2 separate regions of the Homo sapiens genome follow, and region 1 is linked to region 2. A link is a loop called in an ENCODE intact Hi-C map of the cell type or tissue named here. Cell type or tissue: B cell. All regions are shown on one strand. Each heading gives the region's core, and the rest is flanking DNA. Links, peaks and the distances in the headings are about the cores only. Region 1 overlaps DLG2 (discs large MAGUK scaffold protein 2). Region 2 has its middle 17 kb from the start of FAM181B.

Region 1 (12,832 bases), core at 2,939-10,938, 1.0 Mb before region 2:
AATTATTAGTAATAATAATTATGAATAATACCAAATAGTAACAAAGCACTAGTAACATTGACAATTGTTCTTAAGTTGCTAACATTTATTTAAATGACTATTGTGTGGCAAATGCTGTACTAAGTGCTTTAAAGGTACTAATTTAATGATAACCCTTTCTGGTGGTATAGCTCTTATTTTCATTTAACAGATAAGAAAACTGAGGCAGGCAGCCAGAATGGAGATTATCAAAAAGTCAAGAAACAATAGATGCTGGCGAGGCTGTGGAGAAATAGGAATGCTTTTACACTGTTGGTGGGAATGTCAATTATTTCAACCATTGTGGAAGACAGTGTGGTGATTTCTCAAGGATCTAGAACCAGAAATATCATTTGACCCAGCAATCCCATTACTGAGTATATACCCAAAGGAATATAAATCATTCTACTGCAAAGACATATGCACATGTGTGTTTATTGCATCACTATTTCCAATAGCAAAGACATGGGACCAACCCAGATGCCTATCTATGATAGACTGGATAAAGAAATGTGGTACGTATACACCATGGAATACTATGCACCCATAAAAAAGGAATGAAATCATGTTCTTTGCAGGGACATGGATGAAGCTGGAAGCCACCATCCTCAGCAAACTAACACAGGAACAGAAAATTAAACACTACGTGTTCTCACTCATAAGTGGGACCTATACAACAAGAACACATGGACACAGGGAGGGGAACAACACACACCAGGGCCAGTCAGGGGCTGGGGGGAGAGGGGAGGGAGAGCATTAGGACAAATAGCTAATGCATGAGGGGCTTAAAACCTAGATGATGGGTTGCTAGGTACAGCAAAACACCATGGCACATGTATACCTATGTAGCAAACCTTCACATTCTGCACTTGTTTCTCTGAACTTACAAAAGAAAAAAAGAAAGAGAACTGAGGTAGGGAAATTACATAACGCAGAGGGCCACTTGGAAATAGCAGAACCAGGACTTAATGCCGATGAGTATACTAACTCAACAGAATAAACTCATAACCACTAGCCTATCTATAAAATGAGCTTTATTTAGATGTTTTTGACCCTTGCTAATTTCTGTTTCATCATCTAAAATTTAGGGACCTAGTAAGGCCCCCTTATTGGAAATAATCATGCTGAGAAAGGAAGAATGACCCCTATAGGTTCTTAGTTGGAACAGACCCCTGGTTTCATATACACATGGGCGACAACCAGGGCATGAGTAATTCTCAAAGAAGTGACTTTGAAATTCAGCTTATGTAACATCTTCAACGAGAAACAGCAAATTTTTAGAGAAGTGACAAGATGAAGGAAAAGGACTTTGAGTCTCTTCAGGCACAGCGAGCAGTTTGTAGGAAGCCAAATAAATGGCAGATAAAGGCTACTTAGTAAAGCTTGTTAATGTAGATTCTCCTGGTACCATGACCAGGCTGATGAGGGTCCAAAGTTGTGTTCAGTGGTTAACCTTTGCTCTCCCTGGTAGAAAAGCAGGGATGGGGGGAGAATACCTTTGTCTTTGTAAATCTATGTGCTGCTTTTAGGAAAATGGAGGGCAGAGAGTTTTCCCACATCTGCTTCTTCTTGATTGTCTTTAGCTCAGTAATTCTTTATATTTTGGGGAGGCATATTCCGGTCTCCCACAATCATATACATTATAGCTTAAGTATATGTTCTTAAAATTTGAAATATTGTATTATAAATTTTCAACAAGTGGAAATGGTTAAGTAATTTACAAGGTATCTACTCAGTGAAATTTTAAGGAGTTATTAAAATGTTTCTGACAAAGAGGTATTAACAGGAAAATGTGTGCAATTATAGCAGATGAAACAGTAAAGTGAACATTTTTTTGATATAGTGTGACCTTAACATTGTAAAAAAAAAAAAAAAAAAAAACCATAAAAAAACACCTAGAAGGAAATGACAAATATACTCACAATGATTGACCCTGAGTAGCAATATCTATTTTGTTCTAATATCTTTTCTTTAAAAATCTCTTGTATTTTTACTTAGTAAACTCCAATTGTTTCTACAATTAAAAAAAGTTTGTTTTGTTTTATTTTTGGTTCTATAAAGCGGTTTACTTTTCTGATACAAGTGACTTGGTTTCTGATCTGACGTTATTGTGTATAAAGTATCATGCTTTCATGCTCACTCTTCTTAAATGAAGATATATTTTAATGGTCATATGTTCATTTAGCAATAAATGAATCTGTATAGAAATGGGCAACTCAGATTCACTATAAAACATTCAATTATTAAGATGCACAAAGACTGCCAATTCAACTTTGCCCAGACTGGAGTCTAATGTATAGAATCTCCACTGAATTTACTGCCACCTTCATCAATTCCACCGAATTGACTGCTGCAGAATTTTATCTGCAGCCCTGCGAACTATGATCCTGTATTTTTCAGCTCACAGAGAATGGTGAAGGCTGGTCCAGCTGGTTTGAAGAACTTAATGCAAGGTGATGTGATTTATAGTCCATTTTGGAAGGTCCTCCACATGTGTACTATCTCCAGGCTCATGATTTAAGTACCCAGCTGAGGAAGAGTAATTCCTGTATTATTAGACTTGATTAACCTGAGGAAGCTTGGAGTGCTTCATTTTCAGGAAGGCTCGGGCTGTCCCACACGGAGATTGTATGCTTGAAATATGCTTTTGAAAAACTCTACCTTTGTTTTTCATTCAGTAACTGTCACAAGTACCACAGGAAACTTCTGCCTAATAAGGTCCACTTCCCTTCCTTAGCTTTAGATTTGAATGAAAGATGTCCACCCCACCATTAAATGTTGTATTTAGAGTCATTTGCAGAATAACTTACAATATTATCCTTAGTGGCAATGAACGTCCAAACATCAGAATTTAAACCTTTAACTTTGCCTGTTAAGCAGTTGATAAATAAGAAATATATACTTTACAGACTTACACATGTCTTTCCTGGGTGGGACTTTTTCTTACCTAGCATTGTCTAAAATAATTTATTAAGATATCTTCACAGTAGCATATCTTGGAACTTACCTAGTGGAAGTAACAATGCTTATAATCATGCCTGCATTGTAGAAGGAAAGAATTTTAAAAAGAAAAAAGAAAGAAAAATAAAACAGGACAACAATATTCTACCAACCTTAATTTATTCCTGGGCAAGACAACTGTGTATCACGGTTTTGCAAACACTGGCATAAGTGCTGTTAAATCCCTGTTCAGTTGTAAGTTAAAGTGCAGGGACCAAATGGATTCCCAGGAACTGAACCTATTTCAAGGAGGAAGGCCCTGTGATTTAGGCCTAAGACAAGAGTGTTGCTGGCATGACATTGCTGAAAGCAGGGGAAGAATGACTCCTTGCCCCAGAACTGCTTAGATGTGTCCGGGATTTGTGCAAAGTCCTTTGTGAGTTATTCAAACCAGGCCATCAGAAATGCTATGTTGGGTCATACCAGTGGAACCTTCAGCCAAGCAAGGATCCAAAACATTGCAGGATAGTGTGAGAAATGCTGGAATAACAGGCATATAGGAAATGCTATGGGAATAGTGGGTTGGTCATTATCTCAGTCTGTGAGGTTTGGAAGGATTCCCAGAGGCAGCAGTGTTTGAGTGTGTTTTAGAAGAATGAATAAAGTGAGTGTACAAAAAAGAAGAAAGAGCTGTCTGTATAAAGTCACCAAGTTTTCTAGGAAGAAGATGGTGAGAAGAGAGGCTATTAGGGAAGCAAAATTGTGAAGGTGTCATGTGCTTTACTAAAAACATGGGCTTTGCGCTTTAGTTGATGGGGAGTCAGCAATGGATTTGAACAGAGAAGAGACAAGATCAGGTGAGCATTTTAGAAGGAGTCCTCTGACTGCTGGTGTGGCTAATGCACTAAGGGAACGTGACATAAGAGGGAAGGAGCAAGTTTGGAGAGAGTAGCATTCATGACAGTGGCAGTGGCAACAGAGGGACATACAGAGTAGAGAGACATTTTGGAGGTAAGATTAATGGGATTTGGTGCCTGATTAGATGTGGAGGTTTGAGGCTGAAGATTCTAGTTCATATCACTACAATTGTGATACCACTAACCAAAGACTTTATGCCCTGTAAAATCCATGAATTTGGCTGAACTCTCCAATCTATAGTATGACTTCAGCTGTATAATAGTTCTGTGGCCTTTAAAATTTGAACTAAACTTTTAACTTTACAGAGAACTTCCTTTTGTTTGATCTCACTAAATTTATAGTTTGATAGATGAAAAAGCCAAGTGAAAATAATCTGACTAAAATCACCGAAGTGGATTTTTCGGAGGTTGGACTAGAACCAAGTCTCCATGTTCCCTAGTCTTAAACTTTAAATCAAATAACAAATCTGATAGCTTTGCACTCCATCCACTCCACCCATTTTATATTTTACATGGACTATATTAAAATTGGAGAGACTTTTGAACAGAATAGGAAGCAGGGAGCTTTGGAAAAGTCACAAAGAAATCCTGGGAACTTTTGGGAAGGAAGAGGTGTCCAGTAGAAGGCAAAGGGGAGCCAAGTAATAATGACTCTTCCAGGCTTTCCAGATGTCAATATTTGCATTACTCACAGTCCAAGGGCACCTGTTGCACCTGAATCCACTGAGTTTTCCCTATAAACCTCTCCCCTGTGCACCACATTAGCCTTGGGTGGTGGGGAGTGGAAGGTGGAGAGGGACCAGCTGATAATGGCTGTGAACAACAATCACTGTGGCCTCTACATAGGACAGACTCTGGAACCCTGGGTCCCTCAAGTCTCCTGTCTGTTTAAGAGGTCCCTTACAACTTACTTATCGGCATCACCCTCAAAATCTGTCCCTAGGCAATCTCAACCAGGGAATGAGTGGACTGTTGATTGTGTTGAATAAAATTATCTATGTAGACTATGTAGAGGCTATGAAAATAAGCTTGTTCAGTTTGAAAAGTGATAGGAGCTGCTCTTATATTGTTAAAACAACACTGAATCTCAACCTCAGTGAGCAGAGGAATTGGAGAGTCCTGATCCCTGAAAACCAGAAGTTCTCTACTAGAAGTAGTAGAATCATTTTGCAATGGTGGGAGAATCATTTTCAATTATTTTTTATCCGTGGTGGTGATTGGGAAGAGGTAAGACACCTGTCTTAGATGCAACAGGCATTTGTGGGCAGGAAGAGAGTGTTCATCTGAAGGGGTCATTATTGTCTTTCTAGGAGCCAAAAGGGGCATGCTATCAGGATGCCTGCAGAGAAACGGAAAGTCTTCATGATACTCCTCAAAGCACTGTTTGTTTGTTTGTTTGTTTGTTTGTTTGTTTGTTTGTTTTCAGGCAGATCTGATGTCTCTCAGGGTCTGCAATAACTGACTTGCTGTCAAGATTAGCTTCCACTTGTGGCTGACCTGTTTGGCAATGGTCAAATACCTGTGTCTAACAGAGAGATGGTCTACAGGTCTACACTTGTGCAGCCCTTATCTTTTGGGGGGATTTGATTGAATACCTGCCTTCCTGCCTGGCTCAGTGACTCATCTGATTTCCCATACCTCCTTGTCATTTAGACGTATGATTGGCAGACTCAATAACCAATCATAAAATAAATGAGCAAAATACTGCTTTGAAAGAAAGTTCTTTTTAAAAAACTTTTCTCCTAATATTTTTGTGTGGGGAGGGAAGGAAATTCATATAGAAAAATACAATCCCAAGCTCGTAGGTGTGGTTTAAACAGACCTTGTTTAGTTTTATGATTTAACCTAAAACCCTGGAGACTTCCACAGCTTTCAATCCCATCGAGGGAAGCCCTTTGTCAAGATTAGTTAGAAATGTTAGTGTTAACCCCATTTTATCCCTAAAAAACACTTTTAAAATGTTTTTAGTCTCCAAGCAATGAGCAGATTCAACTTTTCAGTGCTGTTTTCCTAGTGATCATTTGTTTCTGATGAATACATTCACAGCTGATTTTTTTTAAAAAATAAAACATTTACACTTAGATGACTTTGCATCTCAGGTGAGCTTGATTGACTCCTATTTGAGGGACTTTTTTTTCCCTCATAGGGTTTTTTAGCCTGTGCACTGCTCTTTAAGTGTTATAAAGTGAAATAACAGGGAAAAATGAGTGGGTGGTTACCATGGTGACCACCACAGCTGATTTGGGTAGCAGTAGACCGTGCTGGGAAATAGTGCCTTGTTAAACCGAACTGCAGTGATAATATTGAGAGGGAAAGTGAAAATGTCTGAGCTCCGCTTAATCAAATGACCAACCATTAAAACATGAATATCAACATCTGTGCTTTGGCTTCAAATGCATATATAGCACACATCAAAACAAAAGTCCTTAAGCGTACCTGGAAAATGGTTTTAGGAAGGAATCTAAATCGTCCTGGTTTCCAAGTTTTAGCTATTCATCCTAAAATATTAAGAAAAGCTTTAACTAACAAAGTCTTGATGTTGGCATTACAAGTTTTCCTGGTTCAAATTAAATGAAGACAAAGATTAATTTCTGAGATTGAGAGGACCTTATTTCTTGACTTGGTTTTGCCACGCAAAAAGGTGAAATTAGTGAAAGTCCGCCTCCATAAACCTTCCCTTTTTGAATTTTCTTCCCACCTAAGGGACGATTTAAGCAGGCATTTCCTGCCTAAGGGGAGCCAGCAGATTCCAGCCTGCAGCTGAAGAATTAACACTACGCTGTGAATAACTTTGTTTACTCTCTTCCACATTTTAAAAGAAGATACCAGACTACCACTTCAGAGTTGGAATTTCAAACACCAGCAGCTAGCTGGGAGGCAGGATTGAATTTGGAGATAAGAATTCTTCCTGGCGTCCTTCAGCAGCCTCCCCAGGCAGGTTTTCACCTCTTCGACTTTTCCAGGACTAAGCCTTTTTAACTGAGAAGAGAAAGAAAAAGAGGTGAGTGAGATAGCCAACATCTGGAAAGTGATTTGTTACAGCGTTTAAAACGGAGAAAATAATCCCATCTTTCAAATTGGCTTGTTTGTGTTGCAAAGCATCTCAAACTAGCTCTGCCACTAGCCTGGGAAGGTAGCCCTACCTGCTTCACTCCTAACAGGCTTTGGCCACCACTCAAGAGCGTCAGGAGGTGTGTGCTGGCCAGGCGGAGTTTATACACCAAGCAGCTCAACCAGGAGGAGGGAACAGAGCTGAATTTGGGAAGCAGCTGCCTGCTATGCTGAAAACCCCTGGAAACTTGCTAAAGAGCTGTGGTGAGAATCATGCTGCTTTTCTCAGACCCATTTCTCTTGACAGACCATGTGGGGGAGGTGTGGCCAGTAAAATGAAAAGAGGGCAGCAGATTCTCCTCCCTTTCCTTCCTAAAACAGCCTTTCCCTGCCGTTTGTTAGTAGCCACTGCTTGCAGGCATTTTCTACAGTGGCTCTGTTTTCATGTCTGTTGCTATCTGTGTTCTGTGAGAACAACAATCAGTGAATTTTTATCCTCCTTCAACTAAATGCAACCTCAGAATCACACTCTGAGTTTGATTTACCACTGGCCTCTTCAGCAGGATTATCTCATGTGAACTGCTAGACTCTTGATATTCTCTCTCTCTCTCTCTCTCTCTCTCTCTCTCTCTCTCTCTCTCTCACACACACACACACACACGGAGAGAGAGATTGATTAAGGAATGTGAAATATTTGCTTTAGACTTAAATTGGTTCCAGCAATACCTGGATCCACATTGATTTCAGATCAGACATTTAATGTATGCAAGTCCTGTTCAAACAGAAACCAGAGAGCGTGCTTCGGGAGAGCCTAGTTCTAATCCAGGGAGCCAGGCTTATGTGTGTGAAAGAACCAGACAGACTTGAATGTTGAATTCTGCTTTCACCAATCATAAACTGTGCAACCTTGGGAAACCATTTTATTTTACGCGTTCAGTTTTCTTATCAGTAAAATGGGTAGTACGTTCTGGTGGTTGTTTAAAGATTAGTAGTAGTATATGGAAAGCTAGACTCTAACATCCTCCAGGGGGCACGGTTACCTTATTTTGGGCCACATAGTTAAGTAACTGGAAAGGATAATTTTTAACAATCATAGCTTCATAGTTAAGAATGTCAGCTCAGATTATTCTGCCTGAATTCAAATCCCAGCTCTCTCATGGTTAGCTGAATAACATAAACCTGTAAAATGATAATGGTAGTAGTAACTATTTTACAATTTCTGAGGTTCATGCTTTTTATTTTTACTTATGTATTTATTTTTTTTGAGATGTGATCTCACTCTTTCACCCAGGCTGGAGTGCAGTGGTGCGATCTTGGCTCACTGCAACCTCCGCCTCCCAGGTTCAAGTGATTCTCTCACCTCAGCCTCCTGAGTAGCTGAGACTACAGCCATGTGCCACCATGCCTGGCTAATTTTTGTATTTTTTGGTAGAGACAGAGTTTCACCATGCTGGCCAGGCTGGTCTCAAACTCCTGACCTCGGGTGATCCACCTGCCTTGGCCTCCCAAAGTGCTGAGATTACAGGCGTGAGCCACTATTTCTGGCCCCCCAAGATAATGCTTCTTTGGTAAAACCCACAGCATTGCACCCAGCACAAACTAATACTCACTCAATGTCAGCTGTTGTTATTATGATGCAGGAATCTGACTATGGAGCTAGGCAGTTGGCCTCCTTCGACTAAATTCACCTCATTTGTTGTTTTGTTGTTTTCAATTTAATTATTTATTTATTTTTATTTTTTGAGAGAGTTTCACTCTGTTGCCCAGGCTGGAGTGCAGTGGTGCGATGTCAGCTCACTGCAACCTCCGCCTCCTGGGTTTAAGCGATTCTTCTGCCTCAGCCTCCCAAGTAGCTGGGATTACAGGTGCCCGCCCCCATGCCCAGCTAATATTTGTATTTCAGTAGAGATGGGGTTTCATCATGTTGGCCGGGCTGGTCTCGAACTTCTAACCTCAAATGATCTGCCCTCCTCGGCCTCCCAAAGTGCTGGGATTACAGGTTTGAGACACCACCCCTGGCCGTTTTGTTGTTTTTTAAATGAGAAGTTGGACAAGATGAATCCTAATGAACCTTCTACCTCTTAGTGGCTTTGTTCCTAATTGCATCCACATGCATGTAACATAGCCACACATCTTTCTGGTAGGGGCCATAAATAAAATTTTTTAAATGTTTTATGATGGAAAAACAGTGCAATGTAACATACGTTCTGGACTTAAAAATCATTGCCAGCTCATAAAGCCAGATGCGTCATTTCATATGCTCCTATAACTGTATTTCCTTAAGAACATATATTGTCACAGCCCCTGATGCTTCTTTGCATTTCTGTGGCTCTGGGGACTAAGAGACTTGCATCCAAACATTTTGTACTGATTTTAAGAAAGTTTATTCACCTAAGTTGGCTGAAGGTGGCACTTGTTAGCATTTCAAGTTTCTGTATTACTTTTGAGAAGGAACTTGAACCTGTGTCTCTGCTTTCTGTTGGCAATTAATATGTATCTGGCATTACAGCTGAGCAGTTGGCAGCCAGTTTAAAAACCAGCCTGGAGTCACTCCCCACCCCGCCTCTGGAGGTGAGGAGGTAAACTTGCTGGACTGGAGAGATTTGCATTTTCCTCAGAGTTGGAGCTCACCCCCATCAGTACTTCCTTTGCTACTTTCTCCATATCCCCTACCAAATTTACTTCCCACAACTCCTCTACAGGCTTTATGAGTGCCTTGAGCTAGGCTAGCACCCTTATTAAATAGAACAATCACAGATTTTTAGAATTAATTGTTGCCGTAAGACCACCATGAGGGTAGGGACCATGTCTTCTTATGCTTGGCACTTAAAACAGGAAAATTCTTACTTTGCATGGCAGTGGGAGACCATAAGAATGAAACCATAATGATCAATGAGAAAAACTATGATTGACCCATAAACTTTCCAGTTTTTTGTCAAAACGTTAAAAATTATCTTTTTGTTAGATATATAGGGAAATAAAAAATAGTAAAATAATATTTTATTAGTATGCTATTCTTTAAAATATTAGAAACAGTGAAAATTATTATATTTCTTTGGAAAAAAGAGTAGTTGGAATAGTACTTGCCTTTTTCTTCTTGTCAGTCATATAACTTGTGATACAGAGCAAGTATTTTTTATATGCCTTGGCAAACTGTCACACTTTTTTCTAATCATCTGGCAACCTTTTATCCTTTGCACTTTGTGTTTTGAAATACCTACAAGAGTTCTTCAATGTAAATTTTTTTGCCAGTATCATATTCTCTGGGACATTTTCATCCTTTATATCCCAGCCACCTTCTTTATTTATATTCATAAGTTTGCCTTCAGTAAGTTCCTCTGGCTGCATATGTGGAATTTCTCAATGAGCGTTGAGGTCGACATTCCCATAGTCAGCTGTATCTTCTATAATTCGTTGTCGCATCTAAATTTCACTTACAGCATTATAACTTTTTGTTTTCTTGCTGTGCTTTCCTCATTGCTGACAAAGTCCCTCTTTGAATTATCCATTTTTGTAAAATGTCTGTGGATTTATCACTGGAGACAAGGAGGCAAAACAAGTATGCTTTACTGTCTGTGTTGTGAAGTGAATAGCAGGTGCTCAGTGACCAGTCACTGACAGACCTTGAAAGAACTGACGTGAGTCACTGATGATGATGCGCATGTGTTATTGTGTAGAAATTTGTGAATTGAAGAGCTAGTAGCAGGTTTGTGCCTTATGCAATCACTCATACTTAATATATTGTGGTAGCTAAAGTTTGAATTGTGTTGTTGGGGGACTGGAACTACTCAAATCATGGTAATGAAAATTCATGCATATTGGAACCATGCAAATAAAAAATGTCTGTAGTTACTCAATAGTAAGGGTCTGTTAAATGAGTTAATTAACTTGTACGTTCACACTGATCTGGTTTGCAGTCTTATAGTGTCCTTTTAAGTGTCCTTATAGCTTGGCCAACTGCTATCCCCCTTCTCTTCTCACCTGTATAAGATGTCCAAAATAGCTGGTTAAAGCATGTCTATTAAAAATCTCCCTTTGAACAAGTCATTAAATTCTGAGCCTCATGTTTCACATGCTAAAGGCCCAGATTCTTTCTCATCAAAATTTTCCCTTCCTCAGTACCCAGCTCCTCACCTCTGAAAACAATTAATCAGATTAGTTGATTCACCCCCAGATACTCAAAGAGCTCTCAGGCTCCCCAGGGTAGGTTGGTTTCTTCCCGCGGTGAGAGGAATCAGCATGTGGCAGAGAAGTTCTCTCAAATGCTGCCTTCACAAGGGCTATTCAGACCTGGTGAGCAGCAGAAGAGAGGGTTCTTGAGTTAGAGAAGCTTCTTCCCTGGCCCTACTCTCTGGTAATTAAAAAAAAAAAAAAAAAAAAAGGGAGGGCTGAAGAAGGGAGTCAAAGATAATCCTAAACTTTACTTACTCTTTCATTTCAATGTGTTAATATTCAAGACGGACTGTGAATTCTGGAGATATGTAAGTATTTACAGTGTGGTGGTTACCAGCATTGGCTTTGTCAGATATGGGTTCAGGGAGAGATCCATCACTTCTTAGCTCTGTGAGCTTTCCCAAGTTACTTTATATAGTCTTTACTAAGCCTATGAAGCTTTTAGAACCTCATTCTTCCATCTGTAGGTTGTAATTATTATTTCCCTGGGCTTTTGAGAATCTTGAAAAAGGTAAAGAACACAATACACTTGGAGTACCTTTTGTAGTGGAAAAGCTTGAGAAACAGAAATGGTTTTAGCTTCTCAGGCATAACTTACATAACTTAAGTGAATGTCATTCTTTTTTTTTTTTTTTTTTTTTTTTTTTTTTTTCTGAGATGGAGTCTCACTCTGTCACCCAGGCTGGAGTGCAGTGGTGTGATGTTGGCTCATTGCAACTCCGCCTCCTGGGTTCAAGTGATTCTTATGTCTCAGCCTCCCAAGTAGCTGGGACTACAGGCACGAGCCACCATGCTCAGCTAATTTTTTGTATTTTTAGTAGAGATGGGGTTTTGCCATGTTGACCAGGCTGGTCTCGAGCTCCTGACCTCAGGTGATCCGTCCACCTCGGCCTCCCAAAGTGCTGGGATTACAGGCGTGAGCCACTGCGCCCGGCTGAAAGTCATTCTTTTTACTAAGATTTTCTTATTCACAGTATACAAGAGTTCTGGATGTGGAGATAGCATGTAATATACAGATTCACCTTGATGGAAGTTATCCAGTCTGTTTGTCGGGAACAAAGGCTAAGACTGGTGTTTTCTCCTGTCTCCTTATTGACTGTCATTGATGATTAAGAACCTGTATTATATTCTTTATAGAGTCAGTCCCCCAAATTCTTTTGGAACACCTCCTGCTATAGTTTTGATATTTTTGCCCGCCAAACTTCTCGTTGTAATTTTCTCCCACTGTTAGAGGTAGGGCCTAATGGGGGCTGTTTGGGTCCCAGAGGCAGATCCCTCATGAATAGATTAATGCCCTCCCTGGGGTCACTGAGTAAATTCCTTCAGAGCTGGTTGCCAAAAAGGGCCTGGAACCTACTTCCACCTTGCCTCTTTTCTCACTGTTTGACTTCTGCACATGCCCGCTAACCTTCCCCTTTTGCCAGGAGTGGAAGCACACTGAGGCCTTCACCAGAAGCAGATGCTGGTGCCATGTTTCTTGTACAGCCTGCAGGATTGTGAGCCAAAATAATCTCTTTATAAAGTACCCAGCCTCAGAATTGTTTTTATTTTTATAACAGCACAGATGGACTAAGACATCTCCTTTGAGTGTGCTCAGAGGTATGTTCAAATCTCTCAAGATCAAAACACTCAAGTCACATAGTGGCAGGGCGTCTCTTCCATTTCTGCTAATAGTGATGTCTCCCCTGGAAAAAGCAGCTTGCTTCATGGGCTTCTCAGTCCTCTAACACTGC
Region 2 (12,832 bases), core at 1,536-9,535:
CAGTCCAGCTTAAAACAGGCCCAAGTCCCACTTGCCTCTAGGACCTCATGACTAATTAGCTTTTCAGGTTCCCAGCCTTAATCATATCTTTAGTCTTGTTTGGGTTTCTTTATACCATCCACCTCACAAAAGACCCCATCTTTCATTTCTCAGAAGGAGTATTTGTTAAAGTCAGAAATTGCTGGAATTGTTAAAAACACACAAAATTAGCTACATGAGTCATGGTTCTATTTGTTTGGCAACAGTATAAAAATAACTTTATTTTTCTCAAGATAGAAAATAGTAGTAAAGAAATGTCAGCCTATCTTAATGGAAAGACCTCTCAACAAAACTAAATAATTTATGTGCTCACATGCCATTTCCATCAAGCTTGTGTGGCCAAGGCTGCTGGTTTATGACATGCAAAGTCAGAATGCATTCTCTGGTGGGAGCAGGACTGGAAGAATGCATAGAATTTGGTGAACAGCTTGGACAGAGGAGACATTTCTGGTGAGGGAAACTGCCTGGGTGAGGGGATTCATTTATAAAACATTAATTTAATTGTTTATTCAAACAACTTTATAGAGCTTCTCTTTTGTGCCCATCATGCATAGGTGTGAATATGCAGAGATGAACATAATACAGGTCCTAACTTCGAGTGGTACCTAAGTTTGTGGGACAGAGAGACAACCAACATATAATTATAGCACTGTGTGATAGGTGCTGGACCCAGGGCATAAATGAGGTCCTAGGGGAACAAGGAGAAGCTCATAACTCTGTGAGATGCTCCAATGAGTGATGTTATCTTTCTTTCATTTCACACTTTTTTATTAAGCCACCCACTTAGGGCAGGTATGGTGCTAAGTGCTGGGGATATCATGATTGGAAAGATGGGCAAGGAAATGGACATGGTGTGTGATAAAAGTACAAGAGACTGGGCATATGTGCTATGGGGAAAGGACTAATAGGCATTTGCAGAAATCTGATGTGGTCCAGGGTTGGCAAATGTATGGCAGGAACTACTCCTTACTCCTGTAGTCATGCCAGACATTGTTAATTCAACAGGGCACTCTTGCCTTCAGAGCATGAATTCAGTTCTATTTACTACCATATGCCTAGGTTAAAGCCCATTTTCCATCTGGCATTTATTTAGTCAGTGCCACAAAACAGATCCAATGCTTGAGGATTGACTCACACTGTCCAAATTCAGAAGAGATTACAGTTTATAAACTGTAAGTCCTCTTGCTAACATTCAGTGAGAAACATAATCAGTTTACTCCTGACCAGGAAAGACCTTAGGATCTACCTATACAGATGGCATGCAAATGAGAATAGCATGCAGTGAGCAGGGACTTGGAACAGGAGAGGTAGTATAACTTGTGCAAACAACTCAACAATTTGGGGGCAGCAATGACTAGGTTTCTCTTACGTTCACACAACGGCTCAAGCACCTACCTGCCTTTTTTGTATAGAGCCTTAGTATCTCTCCCTACAGTCTTCCCCTCTCCCCAGGGTGTGCCATAACCCTGGAGGTTTATCCAGTCCACCAGATAAGTCAAAACAGGGGACTCAGGCTGGCTTTGTTCTTCAAGTGAGTCTAGGACTGGGGTCGCTAAATCTGCTACTATCATTGTTTGTCATGCACCAGAGGATTGTACAGATCATCACTGTGCGAGCGAGCATGGCCAAGGAGATGAGTGGAAACTGAAGTCCAGCTCATGCTTACTCTAGTGTCACCAAGCCGTGCATCCAAGGAAGGGGAAGGCTTTTTGAAAACAAATTTGCACAAAGACACTATAAAGCTGGTGGTGGCCCTGAGTCACCACTGAAAACTGGTCCTACCCAGAACAGACTTGGTGGTGCCAGCAGCTCCCATTTGCTGCAGAGGCCCCATGTGCATTGTGGGAAGATGATCTCCTCCTTTGGGGCTAGGCCCTAGGAGCACTGGGTCAGGGCTGGTTTTGGCACCTGTGCCTCTGGGACCCAGCACCATCAGCACGCCTCTTCTTTTTCTGCGATATACTTGGGTCATCAGTTTTTTTCTTTTAAATCCTTTCCCTTGACTATGGGGCTCCTTGATTCTAAGGGAGGCCCTGTCAGTGTTCACAATTTATTTCCTGTTCCTGCCTATGTGATTCTAGCTGGCAAATTTTCTTACTAAACAAGAGCTCCCTACTGTCTAGTAGTGGCTGCTGTTGGTGGGTCCTGGCTACATTGGAAAAGAGGTTTGCAGGTTGGGAGTATCTTTGGCGTCATTGGAGTTAGACAGAGCTTACTGTTAATTGCTGCTTTTCCCTTTTAGCTACATGCCCTAAACCAGAGCTTTAACTTCCTCTCCTGTCAGATGGCAATAATGATATGGCACAGGGTTGTGGCTGTGTTAGATGTCATATGTAAAGCCCCCAGCATTATACAAAGACCCTCGTTGAATAAGAAGCCTCAGGAGAGAGCTGAAAAAGAGCCTTGAACTTCCTGGTCCCTCTTTTGCATCCAATGAGGAAGAGCTCTGGGTGCCCTGGGATTTTCATCTCAGGATTTAAAAGGTACTGGAACCACTGCCATTGAAAACATCCTACCCCTCCACAATGACCCGGAATCCGTGACTAACTGGCCCCTTCATATGAGCTGGTTTGTAAAGGAGCAATGGCAGAGTGAGCCTTTACCCCAGAAGACGAAACAATACCCCACACAAAGGACTCGCAGCAGCCTGGCAGGAATGGTGCATCTTCCCAGCGTGTTTGGAGTGTCTGGTTCTTCTCCTGGAGGGGAGCGGGCCTCCCTCCGAGGGCCCAGTGGTGGGTGGTCAGCTTTGTGCTATGCGAGTTCCAGGGCCCCCAAGATCTGGATGCAGAGTGCTGCTCAGAATCTGATCTCTTAATCAATTTTGCCCATAGCAACAGGATTTCAGTACATGGCAGGGGATAAAGTGGCCCAGAGGAACTCAGGACATATTTGAACAGTAGCCCAGAACTTGGACGGTATCTGAATCACATTGGCACAGGTCTGGGTCATGGGTTGCTGCCAGAACATCGTAAGAAAAGCCAATCTTGTCCATATAATGGCATGAGGAAACAGGAAGCGCTGCAGCATGACTTTATTATCCTTCCTCTGAGCAGGGCCACCGTTCAGCTGGGAGGACCTTACCTTTGTTCCTACAGGTTTCTACAGGTTACACACCAACTGCTGAGAGCAAGTTGAATGACAGTAAAAGGTGGTGAAACAACAACACAACAGCAGCAGCTACAAGAGCCGCCTTGGACCTGGAATTGGCACACTGCAGTGGTCACCGGCCTAGACTGAACCGGTTTAAATTTCACTCTGCCTTTTCTTACTGATGCCATTTTGTAGACTTACCGAACCTTTCTAAGCATCAGTTTTCTCATCTGGAAAGTGGGAATAACAATATTCCCTGCTTTTCAGGGTTAGTGTGAGAATTAGAAATCAGGTAGGTAGCTACTGCTGAGGGCCAGGCATATAGCAGGTTCCCAGGTACTGGTAGATACTGTTATTTCTAAGACCTGGATGTAACCAATGCTGATGCTCACTAGTGCTGGATAGGACAGTCACATCATCATTTCTGAGTATCAGTGTTCGTTCTCATCTCTAGAATGGAGACATGTGATGTTTCCACATGGTGGTTGTGAAGATGAACTGAAATATAAACAGCCTCCAGCATAGCATTTGCCAAATGCAAGGCCTTAGTAAATGTCAGTAGGATCTGAAAATCCAATGGTTGGAGAATAAAATCTCCCCTTTAGCTATGAATTTATTTCCATTTCATCTGGAGTCTGAGGAAGATCCAAGTCCTGTTATTTATTTAACTGTATTTGACTGTGTTTAATACTTGTAGCTGACTTTTAGGTCACTTTGATATTTCCTCTGAGATTTTCATCTTCCTTTGGCTAAGAGGCAAGTTTCAAACAGAAGAGCAAACCGTGGACTTCTAGTGCTGGATCTTCTTTTGGAGAACAGAATTGTCCTCAGTGCTGCCTGTGATTCTGAATCTCCTGGGACAAGAGGAGGACTTGAAAAACAGCCCAGTTCTTCCCCAGACTCACAGATGTGACTGATGCAGCTGGGCCTGGGGTGAGCACAGTTGGAAGCCACTGCTCTGTCCAGATGCTTCTCACAGAGGCGCCAAGGACTGGCCACACATTCTCTTACCTGCTTGCTCCTCAGTCTCCGTCAATGCCTTTATGTTTCTGTTCTCTTTATTCACGTAGTTGACAAAATGCACAACGAAAGCATGCAAAAGACAGAGCTAATCTTGACATTGGCGAAAATTATGGTTTCATGTTTAAAGAAACTATAGAAGAGATAAAAGAAGTCTTTTCTAAATTTAAAAAGAATTTAAATATTTATACTTTGTATGTGACCATAAGCGGAGAGAATTGGCCCTTTTGTTCCAGAAAAGTAATTGGTGTTAAGCCTGAAAATCTAATTTTAACAGGGAGATCTGGAAAGGAGAGTTATAGCATGAATGCTGCCAAGATGAACAGATTGCTTCAACCTCACTAGATTTTAGCATTTTTCCCCCTCTATAGAATGAAGATAGTGATGGCAATGCTTGTCTTGCTTTCATATGCTGTTGTGAGAAATGAGGAAGCCAAAGCATTGGCAGTGTTTTACAAAATGCAAAGCACGAAACCATGAAAAGGATAACTTGCCTCGTGACCTCATTGGGCAAGTTATTTGACATTTTAGTCCCTTAGTTTCACCATCTGCAAAGTGGGACCCATAATGCCTAATGCTGGCCTGACTGGGATGTTATGGGGACAAAAGTAGACGGTGTTTGTAAAGGCACTTGGAAAAGCAGGACACCTGTATTAAATTAAAGTAGCAGTGTATTTTCTATTTAACAGACAATAAAACAGGTACTGTGAGGCCACATTCCACTGAGCTTTCTGAGCAGAGCTGCGCCTCTGGCCAAGCCTTCTGGGCTCAGTGTCTCTGCTTCCAACGGACTTCCCCATGCTCTGCTTAACAGCACTGACTTCTCTTTTATCTTGGTTGCCAATCCTCCCGAGGTGGAGGCAGGCCCAGGTCCATTCTTGGGGTGAGGCTAGGAAGAATAGGGCCATTTATAACTCTGCTCAGATGACTGGAGAATCCTTTCAAACTGCTTGGCTGAAAAGCATCTAACAAAAACTTGGGGAATCCAAAGGCCTAAAGAGCCATCTAGTGGTTGCACATACAAACGACGCTGGCTTTTGCCAGTAACTTCACTGGAACAGAGATAATGGAAAGGGATTTTATTTTTTTCCTCTCCTAAATTTGTGCCTGCCCGGGCAACCATAGAAAAGGATTGATGTAAGTGTCCACTGTCCCTGCTTGTAACCCTGGACTTCAGAGTGATGTTGGAGGAAAACTGGGAACCTCTACAGACTTGAGCTGCTACAAAGCCTTGGTTTCCTTTCTCAGCTCCTGGCTTGCAGTTAGTTGTGTCCATGTGACTGAGTCTTTTTTTTTTGTTTTGAGATGGAGTCTCACTCTTGTCGCCCAGGCTGGCGTGCAGTGCCATGATCTCGGCTCACTACAACCTCCATCTCCCAGCTTCCAGCGATTCTCCTGCTTCAGCCTCCTGAGTAGCTGGGATTAGAGGCACCCCCAACCATGCCTGGCTAATTTTTGTATTTTTAGTAGAGACAGGGTTTCACCGCGTTGGCCAGGCTGGTCTCAAACTCCTGACCTCAAGTGATCCTCCCGCCTCTGCCTCCCAAAGTGCTGAGATTACCATGCCCGGCCTGTGACTGAGTCTTAGGTGATGGAATGTGAGCGGAAGTGATACACATCACTTGTGAGTCTGGTCCATAGAACTCTCTACATAGAAATCTCCAAGTCATTTGTCCTTTTGTGGTGTGATGCAGATGAGCATGGCAGTTTTGGGATTCATGTGTTGAAGATGGAATCACAAGATGCAATGAATCTGGGTCTTCAAGTCACCACTTGGAGGAGAGCTACCTGTCCATGAAGAACACCTCTTTTGGACTTTCCATAGCAAGAAGTAAACCTCTAAGTGTCTTTGAGCTATTATGCATCTTTGTGTTTGTTTGTTTGTTATACCATTTAGGGTTACCTTAACGAATATAGTTGTTGTTAGTCAAGTTAACTATGAAAATCAGAGACAGATTTACCGTGAAGCCAATGAAGCTCTAGCTTCAGGGATCTTCATTTGCGTAGGCCCTTTCCAAGGTCCAAGGTGTGCATGTGAGGAAGTGGGTGGGGGGGGGGGTCCCCTGGCAATGTGTTCTCATGGTTATGTTTTGTGAAATTTGCAAAAGTAAGATATTTTCAACTGCATGCAATTGGTTAGGTGTGCTGCCTCTTTCCTTGTCAACTTCCGCTCCATCACATTTTACTCTGTGTTGGATGGCGTTGGGGAAGCATGGACATTTTGGGGACCCAGCTCAGGGAAGTTGAGTGGGGATACATTTAGTCTGAGTGTAGTTGTTGCATTGTCGTGGTTTTCTGTCTCTTTCATGCAGAGTTATTGCTAGCTGTTCTGGTATAAGAATGGTTTCCAGGGATAGTACTCTGCCCACTGTGCAGCTGTGAAAACATGATGCAAGGTCAGAGGTTGTACTATAATAGAGTCTGTTCAGGGTGCCTGGTTCAGGGAAAATGTGAGCAGAGGGGAGAAACAAGGCTTGAAATGTATGGAGTCAGAAACTAGTCTATAGAAATTTCTTCTAATCCATTCTGATGTGTAAAATTGTAAGCAGAGAATTTAGTTCTTATTGATGCTTTGTCAAAATTGAATTTCATTCCTGTCAGGACACACTTGGTAATTTTTAAAACCATATACAATTTTAAATATACTTTATATTTTATCTCCTTTTTTCATGGGACTAGCTTAGTTGATAAAGCTTGAATACAGCATTTAAATTGAATTTCCAAAAGATATTCTGGAATGTCTTAATAGAAAAAGGAGAAATTATGGATTTTTGATTTGGACCTTCTTTGACACTTTAAATTTAGCTATTAAAGAACAGAGAGAAAATTCAGATAAAAGTAATGGAATATTAAAGAAAAACAATTAATAAGAGATAAAAATAAGAAAAGACCTGACTTTAAGAAGTGAGTTGTAACAAAAAATTCTTCAGATAGTACCCAGCACAGTAATTCATTAGAGGAAAAGATAAATTGCAAATAGAAATAGTTAGTAGGCTCTTGGATTACTTGGTAATCCATTTACTGAAGAGGAGTAAATCATATGCACACATCAGAAATGATTTCAATTTCTTGCTGATTTGGTGTAAAATTCAGACCCATAAAGCTCACAATACGCCACTATGGCAAGAACATCAACAACAAACTGGTTAATGAGTGTAATCAACTCAAGAATGATTTAAGACTAGCCACTACATAAGAAAATTTGAAATACAGTGAAATCTTACAGTTCAAATATGAAAGAATTGATAGACCTCTTCCCACATATAACAACAATTCTAAAAATTTATATGGCACAGCCAATTACAAATTGTGAAGGTGAGAAACACTTTCTTAAACTATTAATCACCCATGCTAGAGGAAAGACGAATAATTTAAAAAATCAATCACTCATGCTAAAGGTAAGACAATTTTATATTCTCTCTATTGAAAATGTTATACAGCCATTGTCATCATATGAAGGGGCAGTTACAGGCAACATAGTCAAAAGTCCAGGAGAAAAAGCAATTAATAAAAATACAATTGTGCACTGCATAGCATTTCAGTTAGTGTCAGACTGCATCTAGGACAGTGGTCCCGTAAGATTATAATATCGTATTTTTACTGTACTTTTCTATGTTTAGATATACAAATGCCATGGTGTTACAATTGCCTACAGTGTTCAGTATAGTAACATGTTGTACAGATTTGTAGCCTAGGAGCAAAAGGTTGGACAATATGGCGTAGGAATGTAGTAGGATATACCAACTAGGTTTATGTAGCACACTCTATGTTTGCAGAATGACAAAATCACCTAAAGACACATTTCTCAAAATGTATCCCTGTGTTAAGTGACACGTGATTGTATTTACTTTTCAGTATTTTGAATTTTGGGATGTTTGGTACCTGATAGATTTTATAATTTATTACTTTTTTCATTTTAAACTAGTATTTAGTTTTGTAATTAATTTTGTGCTCTTTTTTAGTCATTTCTTGAGCTCACCCCTAAAACTGTGTAAACTTCATGTTCACAAAATCCAAGTTTGCTCTTGGGACTGGAACATACCCATGGCTCGCAGTGAGGCTGAAGTTTCTCGGGAGACTAACTTCAGTGGCCTGATCAATGGGCGGCCTTGGCAGGAGGATGGAGGGCAGGAGAAAACAGTTTGATTTGCCCATTTCCCTGCCTCCCCGGCACTGGCTTCTAATTCTGGCAATAGCTGTGTCCTCTTTGGCTGTACAATGGTGTTTTATTGCTGCCTAACAAATCACCACGTTTAGTGGCCTAAAACAACACTCATTTATTAGTTCGCAGTTCTGTAGGTTAGAAGCCCTGGTGGGCTCAGCTGGCTTCTCTGCTCTGGGCCTCAGAGGCCTGAAATCAAGGTGTTTGTAGAGCTGGTTCTTATCTGGAGGCTCACGTGGAGGTGAGGATCTACTTCCAAGTTCATTCAGGCTGGAGGAATGCAGTTCTTGTGGTTGTCGGACTGAGATTTGCATTTCTTGGCTGGCTGTCAGCTGCAAGGAAGCTCCACACTGCTCCTGGAAGCTGCCTCTATTCCTTCCCACATGGCCCTCTCTTTATCTTCAATGGACCAGAAACGTCACATCAAGTCTGTCTCACAATTTGAATCTTTCTGTCATCTCCTCCCACTTTCCTCTTCTGTTACCAGCTGGAGAATGTTATTTGCTTTTAAGTGCTCGTGTGATTTGAGTGATGTACTTGGATAATCTCCCTTATTGATAAAGGCCATTAGTGAGATATAACATAACACAATGACGGAAGGATTCCTCATCACACTCAAAGGGTGGGGACAGGGTTTGGACTCCTGGGGACATTCTCAGGAATTCTGCCTGCAGCAGGCTGCGTTTCCTGTTTGGTAGCTTAGCGGTTCCAGCTCCGTCCAGGGTCTCTAACACTGCTTCTTGCCTGTCTTCCTCATGCCTGGGCGTGGTAAAGGCGTCTTGCTGTTTCTAGGCGCTGGGTCTTCACCATCCCTCAGTGGCTCCCTTACCTCCGTCCACACATCTGTAAGTAGTATTTTTTTTGTGAAACTCTCTTTGGTTTCTCCCTTGGAGCATGTCATCAGTTTTTGGCTAAGACTGTGACTGATAGAGCTGGGAAAATATATTTTGGTAAGAAGCCATAATTTTGTGTTCTCTTTATCCCTTGAGAAGATGTTAGATCTTAGACCTGAGGCACTCACAAGGGAAAATAAGGAATTTCGCATCGATGGCCTTTGAGAGTGCGAATGTATTGTTTCAAAGGTGCTGAGAATGGAATCTGGTAATTATATCAGACAGCGTGATTCAGACAGCACTGGGTGTGGGCTCAGATTTCTTATGTTCAAAACCTGACTCCTTCATTTATCAGCTGTGTGGGCTTGGACAAGATGCTTAACCTCTATAAGTTGCAGCTTCCTCATCTGAAAAAGAGGGGTATTAAGGATATCTCCCTTATTGGTGGACTAAATCCATGCAAAGCACTTCGCAGTGACTGGTGCATAGCAGGCACGTAGTCAATGATGTTGTTGTTATTGGTATTATTTGATATCGAGGGCTACTTTGATGAAGAGTTCCTCTCTCACTGATTTGCCAGTACCAGGCTTGGTTAAAACAAAATTAGCCTGTTTCATCTTTAAGCTGTTTGCTCTTCGTCGTTCTTGCTCTGTGTTCTGATCATTATATAGAGATTCTGAAATTCTGCTATAACAAAGAGATATTTTGTATTTCTTTCACTCTTCCGTTTTTACTTATTTTTGAGGATATAGAAACACTTATTTACTTAAATCCAATGCAATCTGCGGTGGGGCCCACCCTGGATGTTTGTACATCTTTTAAAGCAAATTACGATAGGAAGAGAAAATACTCAAAGATTACAAAGGAAGCTTACCACCTCCCTTGCTTTTCCTAATTTATGATTCAGAGAAGCCCCCACTCTATGAGGAGAGTTCCCACTAAGTGAGTAGTTTTGCCAGTCTAAGACTAATAGAAGCCTTTAGAATCCCTGACCGGCAGCATCAGTATCACCAAGGAATTTGATAAAAATGCAAATTTTGGAGCCTGCCCCAGATCTAACATAGAAATTATGACAGTGGACCCAGCAATTTGTCTTCTAACAAGCCCTCCAGGTGATTCAGATGAACTCAGAGTCTGCAAACCCCAGCATTGACACAGGATTCAGCCTTGCTTCAGTGTATTAAACTACCTTGCCCTTGGGAAAAATCAAATGCTATAACCTGTCCACCTTACCCATCTGGCCACTCTTACATTCTCCTTCAAATGCTCCATTCACAAAACCTTCTTTTCTTTTTTTAGGTTGGAACTTCAGTGCAGAGGGTTGAAGTAATCATATTCTTCAGTTGAAGGTACATCATCATCACTGGTCTCTGCAAATCTCTTTTCTTTTATATATGTATACATATATTCATCTGTTCATTCATTTGTTAATTCCATTTTCATTCCTCATTCTCCACCCCACCGTGTGTGTTTAATATGTATCTTCTTGGTATGTACTCTTGTAAAATGCATATTGTTTTGTGTATGTGTATTTTTATTCACATAAGTGGTCCTGTGTTATATATCTTGTTTCATCCATTCTTTCCGCCACTCATCACTGTATTTTAGAGACCCATTTGAGTTGTTCTGTGCTCATCTTATCTACTACGTCTGACTGCTCTGCTCCAAGGTAGACACCTACTATGTTTTACCCAGTGGACACCCAGATTGCCTCCAACTCCCTGTCTCCACAAATAATGCTGTGATGAACTTCCAGCCCGAGGAACAGCAGCCTAAACTAGTCTGAGGAGGCACAGCTATCTGCTAACATAGAGGGTCTCACTCAACAGAAGTCTGTTTGCTCAGGGGGTCTGAGGAACCTCCTAAAAAGCTTCTATCCCTAGGGAAAAAGACGCCAAGCTGAATAAACTTGACCCAGCAAGGAGGACTTGGTAGTGTCTTCTCTTTCAGTTTGTCTCCTCATGTAGTTCCCACTGGTTCTGGGTCTATGTTCCTTGGAAAGAAAGAAGTGGGTGGGAAGAGGAGAGAGGCTGTGGACCTCACATGCTAGTTGCCCGGCTTTGTTCCTGAGCACAGGTGAGATATGTTCTGGGGATTCTTAGAAAGACTCTGCAGTTACTTTGCAGGAATTGAGTTTGCATATATAGATGGAAGAGAGAAAGTGTCGAATTTGGATTTTGACGGTCACTGTGACCCCATCCTCACTCACAAACAGGATTTGAAGCTTAGGACAATGCAAGATTCATGCAAAGAACCAGAAGGGTGGAGCAGTTGTAAACTCTGGGTTATCACACAATATACCAGACACTGAGTTGGTGTTAATATTATGTGGCAGACCTTGTGCTTCTCTCACTATCTGGAAGGGGATACACAGAACTCTAGTGCAAGGCTGACCTTGAACATGGATTATGTTAGGGGATTCAGTCCCCAATGATATAGTTTTGCAACACTGGGAGGATAAATTGAGATCTATATTTATCAATATGGCTTAATCATGGCAGAAAGACCCAATAAAAGTTGCTCTGTGCCTGGGCTAGAATGATTAATAAATGAATCATTGCAGCCATCTGCCCATTAAAAAGTAGGACAGAGGATGCTTAGTATGTCTTTATTGTTGCCCCAGGACTGTGATCTCCATGTAGTTTTCAGAGAAACAATTCCATTCTGGAATATACTTCAATGGGCTTTTAATTCCCTAATTAAATCACTCTTCTGGATTATACAAATACATGTTCTAGGATAAAATGTTTTATGAGATTTTCCTTTAATAAATCCCACTGCGATCTAACTGAAGCCTAATTAGCCTCTTTAATTGGCATGTTCTATGTGAGAAGGCTCAAGCGAACTGCTGATACTAGAGCTTCCTCACTCTGTTAAGAGCTTCAGTCCCTGGTTTTTGGCAGTTTTTATTTACCCAGACAGATGGTGGATGGACCCATTATCTCAATAACTTGTGCAATTAGAAGAAGAGGAAGAATCAATATTCTTGTTCAAAGAATGACCTAAAGCTCTACCTGGCATTCACTTCATTCTTGCTAAAAGCAAGAATATTAATTAGCTCTCCTGAAAGTGACTTTATGAATTAAATGAGTTTTGTTACCATATTTGTAGCCATCATGATATAACTTGGGGTCACTCATGCAAAGCTTAATTTGCATGAAAGTGTGGGTGTCTGTGGGACATCTTAGTCTGTGGGACACCAAGTCTACTTATGCCAGGCCCCATTCATATAGCAGTTCCCTGTCAAATCATCTTTGACCTCCACTATACGGTGTGCTATAAGAGGTAATATGGTGTAGTGAAAAGATTCTGGGTTTTAAAATGGCACTTAAATTTATATCCCATTTCCACCAATAGTTAGCTTTGTGTTGTGAAAGTTCCTTAGCTTTTCTGAACCTCAGTCTACTGAGCTATATAAAAGAGATAAAACAGCCCAGGTGCAGTGGCTTACACCTGTAATCCCAGCACTTTGGGAGGCCGAGGCTGGTGGATCACCTGAGGTCAGGAGTTTGAGACCAGCCTGGCCAACATGGCGAAACCCCATCTCTACTAAAAATACAAAAATTAGCCAGGTGTGTAATCCCTGTAGTCCCAGCTACTGTACTGTAGCTATAGTCCCAGCTACTTGGGAGGCTGAGGCAGGAGAATCACTTGAACCCGGGAGGTGGAGATTGTAGTGAGCCGA

Evidence for each region. A loop is a pair of places that touch in the nucleus more often than their neighbours do. Peaks named below come from ENCODE experiments on the same cell type or tissue, not always from the same donor. Only the 100,000 strongest peaks of a DNase experiment are listed, where the experiment ranks them.
Region 1: it touches region 2 in a loop (4-fold over the local background); 4 of 110 quality-filtered maps call a loop at or near these places.

The regions. Positions count from the first base shown.
Region 1 is chr11:83,719,214-83,732,045 of GRCh38, reverse strand. All of the region lies in intron 18 of DLG2 (discs large MAGUK scaffold protein 2), which reads left to right. DLG2-AS2 (DLG2 antisense RNA 2) reads right to left here. Exons shown (of 12, transcript NR_187249.1): 11 at 11,061-11,216; 12 at 6,656-6,854. Among named protein-coding and RNA genes, the nearest start is that of DLG2-AS2, 88 kb to the right of the region's middle. In B cell, for the core only: a CTCF peak has its summit at 7,906 (motif pointing right); DNase peaks (open chromatin) are centred at 6,115 and 7,955; H3K4me3 peaks cover 713 bases; H3K27me3 peaks cover 614 bases.
Region 2 is chr11:82,710,733-82,723,564 of GRCh38, reverse strand. No RefSeq gene overlaps it. Among named protein-coding and RNA genes, the nearest start is that of FAM181B, 17 kb to the left of the region's middle. In B cell, for the core only: CTCF peaks have their summits at 4,965 and 5,170 (motif pointing left); a DNase peak (open chromatin) is centred at 5,164.